2 separate regions of the Homo sapiens genome follow, and region 1 is linked to region 2. A link is an interaction called in ENCODE POLR2A ChIA-PET data of the cell type or tissue named here. Cell type or tissue: IMR-90. All regions are shown on one strand. Links, peaks and the distances in the headings refer to the core of each region. The heading gives the core; the rest is flanking DNA.

The links. Peaks named below come from ENCODE experiments on the same cell type or tissue, not always from the same donor. Only the 100,000 strongest peaks of a DNase experiment are listed, where the experiment ranks them.
Region 1: POLR2A ChIA-PET joins it to region 2 with 8 read pairs; 2 of 35 experiments call an interaction of 5 or more read pairs at or near these places.

What each region holds. Positions count from the first base shown.
Region 1 is chr11:125,549,593-125,552,509 of GRCh38, forward strand. No RefSeq gene overlaps it. Among named protein-coding and RNA genes, the nearest start is that of EI24, 18 kb to the right of the region's middle. In IMR-90, for the core only: no CTCF peak of the experiment used is centred there; no DNase peak of the experiment used is centred there.
Region 2 is chr11:125,771,190-125,774,034 of GRCh38, forward strand. No RefSeq gene overlaps it. Among named protein-coding and RNA genes, the nearest start is that of PATE2, 6.2 kb to the right of the region's middle. In IMR-90, for the core only: no CTCF peak of the experiment used is centred there; a DNase peak (open chromatin) is centred at 1,812.

The DNA.
Region 1 (2,917 bases), core at 250-2,749, 220 kb before region 2:
CCAAATTTATTTAAATGAAACCTTATAAAGGATTCCATCTAATCTTAACCAATTTGACCATAAGGTGAAATCTTTACAAATCCTTTATAACCCCTTTTTCTAAAGGGCAGATTAGTGTCTTAAGACAAACTTGCTGTGCTTTTATTTAAATGCTCAATTTATAAAAAGACCACATAATACCTTTTTGAATGTAGTTAATGTTTGTACATTTTTTGCAAGATTAATATTTACCATCTTTTCACAACTTACTTAAACCTTTAGCTGTATCATATAAAATTTAAGATAATCCCTCATCCCTGGGAAAATTTACATTTCCATGCTTTCTTATAATCTTTTACTAAAAGACATATTTTACTGTTTTTATATGCCTTGCATATAAAACTGTTTAGTGACCTTAAATACATGTTGCACTGTTAACTCTTAGCAACTTTTACTTTTGGTGAAAACTTAGTTAGTAAGCAATTTCAATCATGCACCAGGTGTGGAGCCTAGGATCCAGACAGAAGTGCAGATAAGGTCGGACTCTTTCCAGAGTCTAACTCCATGTATTCCAGGCCTTGCCTATCTGTAAAGCAGGCAGTATACAACCTTGGAACGTTTAGCAAACCTAGCATCTGACCTTGTATGATTTAGACCACCTATTTGCTTTTTGATGACACCTGCGTTTTATCAATAATCCCTAAGACTATTTTTATTTCTTTTTTTTTTTTTTTTTTTTGAGACAGAGTCTTGCTCTGTCACCCAGACTGGAGTACAGTGGCACCATCTCAGCTCACTGCAACCTCCACCTCATTGGTTCAAGTGATTTTCCTGCCTCAGCCTCCCGAGTAGCTGAGGTTACAGGTGCCCACCACCATGCCCAACTAATGTTTTTATTTTTAGTAGAGATGGGGTTTTGCCATGTTGGCCAGGCTGGTCTTGAACTCCTGACCTCAGGTGATCCATCCACGTCAGCCTCCCAAAGTGCTGGGATTACAGGCTTGAGCCACCGCGCCCAGCCTATTTTTATTTCTTAAAGATTAAAGTCATGTGAACTAAAAATATATTTGATTTAAGTGCTTATTTTCTTTTAGAGCCAGCTCTTTTTTACAGATATTACACACAACATATATATGCACAGACAGAAGAAGATTTAGCACTTGCAAGATTTGTCATTTGCCAGTTTCCTGATTAGATTACTGGCTTCAGGGTGGAGCCCTTGGAGGAACAGGGCAAGGCGACATGCATTTTTAGGGTCTAATAAGCAGGCACAGCTGATGGCAAAGACAGATCTCTAAAATTAAAGGATCCATTTTATACTGGACTTTGGATCCCCAAAAGGAGGGAAATACTATGAGAGAAGACAATGCAGTGCTTCTACTGTGTATTTCATTGCAAGGCAACACAAAGCCAATTGGCTTATTTTGTAATCAGCCCATCCCCCATGGGAGTCTCATCTCTTAGTTGTGGGTGGGGATGTTTCCATATCTTTCAGGTGGCCAAGAGCATGCTTCTCTGATTTATAACTATTATTAGCCATCCCTTAAACTGTATTTCCTACCTAGTTATTACACACCAAAACTCTCTCCTAATGTGAAGTAATTTAATACCCCCAAAACTCAAAATTGTCAGATAACACAATGCAAAACACAACAGAACCTTTGATTTTAAGAGAGAACTATGTGCTTTTAATTCCTGGGGTTTCATGAGGAAAACAGAGGTTTTTTTCCCAAAATGGGGTCTGTGGTGCCTCCTCTGTTTTTCCCTAGGAGTCCCATGCTACCAGAAGTTATCTTAGGACCTCTCATGCATGCATTAAGAGTGGGAAGACAAAAAAAAAAATAGAGAAAAATAATTCGGTTGACTGAAAAGAAAAAAAAAAAAAACCATTTTCCAAAAAAAAAACAAGATCCAAGAAGAGAAAAACATAAAGGCCTTTCAAATCTACCTATAAATTGAATATCCACTTTTAATTAACCTGGGCACTCTTTAAGAAAATCGTTTTAAATCCCTTGTTACTCAACTTTAACCATGCCAAGCAGTTAAGATTTTCAATTTTTGAACGTCACAAAATGTAACCTCACAGGTGAAACCAATGAGCCTTAATTAGGTTATGACTTAACCATGAGTATAAAAGGTATTTTCAAAAGGGTGATAAGGAGCTTTTGAAATTGTCATTGCAAAATTGTGACTGAGAAAGTGAAAGAGATCTGATCCAAACAGCTCCATTTTGCATCCAGCCCCCAAGTTGTCCTTGTCCATCCCAGGCATAGGCCAAACCAACTTTGGGAGGAGGCTGGTTTACAGTTTATAGTCTGAACCAAAGATGATAACAGCCCTTTCTTAAGATATACTTCCCTCTTGCCTGGGGACTGGACCAAGAACCTTGCCACAAGATTAGAAACCATGGCCTAGGAGTCACACAGCTGGAGGCTACACGATTTTGACCCTCCCCAAACTGCTCTCAAGATTGGTGCTTAAGATATTTTGTAAACCCTGCCCTTGATGGATCAGCTGCCACCACTCAGATTGACAAACTGGCTTATCTGATTTTGTGGCCCTCACCCAGGAATTGACTTGGTACAAGAATACAGCCACCATTGTAAAATGGCAGAGACTAAAACAAAGTATTGCCATGTGGTTACAGGTCATGTGCCCAAGGACATGAAACAAGATGGAGACTTGTAGCCTAGTTTGTTACTGACCATTTTGTTGTGCTGGCTTGAACAGCAGGCTTATGGGGTCCTGGGCCTGCATCCTAACCTAAGGTACCCTTTTTCTTTTGACAGAACCATACAGAAAGACTCACAAAGTACACCAGATTGACTACAGCTTAAGACCAACCTCACAAATCCTTTTTCATTAATTAAAACTTTACAGAGAATATAAACAATGATTCTTATTATGCTTTTTGCCAGTTTGCATAGGGAGAGAGAAG
Region 2 (2,845 bases), core at 346-2,845:
CCAGTCTCACTTCTGCTGGTCTAGGTGGCTTGACAGGTGGGATAACCCAGACCCTTATCCTTGAGGGGTCTGTGCTCCTGGTCTGTATGAACTTATGAGACTACGGCGTTGTATTTTCCTATTCACATTTCACACTGGGCAGGAGAATAACAAGAGATGCCCCAGTGGGGCATGTTTATGAATATGTTTGCCTGAACACCAAACGTATTCCTTACTGCCTTCATATATAGTAGTAGTCTACCTTCTTGTGATGTTCAGGACCAATTACTTCTTCCAGCATAGTAACTGCTTTCTGTGTCTGTTAGTCTACTGGCACAGGGAGCTCAAATTGTCCAGGAGGCAGCCGTAGCTTTAAGTTTTGAGAGACACCTACTGAGTCACCTGATGAAAGGGTTTCTCCTCTGGACATCAGGACATCTAGAGGCACACGATGTCAAGCTACAGGGCAGCAAACACAAATCCCCCAAGTGGTCTCCCAAATGGATCTCCAAGCTTGTTGGTTTCCAAACTCACGTTTCTGTCTGTCGGGGGCACTACACCATATAATGGCCATTGGCTTAATGTTCCTGGGTCTGAGAACTGGCTCGGGTATGAAAACTAGGCAAGGGATTATGACTTGTCATTCGTCAGTTGAAGCCCATATTCTGCTCATTCATTTTTTATTTCTTTTGATCATATGTATTAAGCACTACTCTTGGAGGAGCACACAACTTGTTCCTAAGAAAACCAGGTTTTATTCGTTATCTCTGTAGAGTTCTAGGGGCCAGGATTCTATGGCTACCATCCAGTCTTGCTACCCATTACAGGAATTTTGCCTACCTCGAATCTGATGATTAAGTGCTGACACCTGGCTCTTCCTAGCTCGTGATCCTATCTTCCCCGTTCTTAGGGAGCCCAATTCTGTGGCAGCGCCTCTTTCCATCAGCTCCAGCCTACAGAGGAAAGTCACTAGTGATCTTCTCAATTATGCTGACAAATCCTTCACCTGCAGATTTTTACTTCCCTGATACAGGCCAGCAAGTATTTCTTCCAAACTTACATAAGTGATCTACTCTAACATGCTGAATTCTCTGAGCCTTTCGTTCCCCTCTTCCGCAATCTGACAAGGCAGTTTTTGCATTTCTACTTTATTTAATGTGGGCTGACACTTTTTGCAACTTGTCAAGAGCCATCCATCGGTGGATCAGGAACAATCAGTCTCCAGTGCACTTATCATGGGAAAGTGCCACATAAAAAAATTCTCCCTTATTTGGTTTCATATTCCATCCTTATCAATCCAGCACCCTCAGAATTTACTTCCAGGTATGTTCTCCCAGTTGTAGCCAGAATATGTCAGGTAGGCTCTTCAGCTCCTTCAGTGTCAAATCCCTCTCCTCCCTTAAAAAGAGCAGCACTTCCCCAGTTTTTCTATGATGAGCTTTGACCCAATTCATTGCTCTGGTTGCCAGCAGAGAAAGTACGGGCAGATCCTGGGAAAGTCAGGCATTATCCTGTAAGACATTTTTGTGGTCTTTCCATGCTGTTCTAGCAAGAAGACTGCTATCTTCCTGCATGGTCATTGGGACAAAAGAAAAATTTCAGGGCTTAAGGAGTTAAGTATACCAATCCAGATATCCCCATTATCCCAAGTCTCAGAGTCACACTCCTTCCTTATGAGGGCCCTGACTTTGGCTCAGGAGACTTGTCTGGGCTAAGAATTTCATTCTCTCTAAAGTTCTCCAACCCTTACAGTTGAATGCCTTGCCTCATTATCAGCTGCAAGAAATGAAGGTATTTCTAAATGCTGCCAAGAAAGGCCTCTGACTCACACTTTGCTCTAAATTTTTGGATTAATAAATACGAGCCTGCTATTTTCTGTCTTTGGTGCTCCAATCATGCTTAGCAACAGCCATCCAATGCCACAATCCTTATCATCACTATCATCTCTGCATTTCTCAGAGTCAGAGATACCCACAAGCAAATTCATCTTCCACCTCTTCTAAGTCCAAGTTCACCACAATTGAAAGTTTTAACAATCACACTGCTACCACATATCAGCAACGGTCAGTACTCCAAATACCACCATAGGGTACTCATTGACATTTAGCCAGTTGAACAATCCAATGCAATATTCCTTATTATGGCCTGCTTTTTGTGACCACTCCTGTTACCAACTGTCTTTGGCCAGGTTCCACAGAAGCAGAACTTGAGAAGAGGATTCTGATGCAAATAATGCAGTGAGGAAGTGCTCTCAGGAGAAAACTATAAGGGAATGAGGCAAACGGTACAATGGGGTGATGCTTGAAGAAGATGTGATTCAGGTGAAGTCAGGCTTTGTCCAAAAGATAACTCTGGAACATAAATGACACTATACCCAGCCCCAACTTGTGCAAGTTAACCTCCCTTTTATTCACACATATCAGTCAACCATTGGCTGTGGGTCACCCTTGGGGAGAGGGCAAACCTTCCAGTCATTTCAAGTGAGAAGCTCCTCCTGTCTGAGAGCAATGCTCAGAAGAGTGCGGCCATGAGTTGTTAGCGGGAAAGAAGCAGAGTTTCTCAAGGGCTGGGCTGTCAGTAGCTGACTGCTTAGTCATAATTCAATAGGGATTTAATAACGTGGAGGACAGTGAGAGAGTACATTTTTATGTAACTTTGTAAGAAGTAAGAACAAATTCATAATGTGTTAAAGTTATAACAATGGTTGCTAGATAAAGCAGAGGATGGCTACACACAGAAGGAAAGGAGACAGCTAGGCTCGACCATGCTTGCTTGTGTCTTCCAAGCCTCCTTCTAAAGTGATCTGTGAGGGCCACAGCCCCTGTGTAGCCATGTCCTCCACAACACAACCACATGGCCTTTCGCA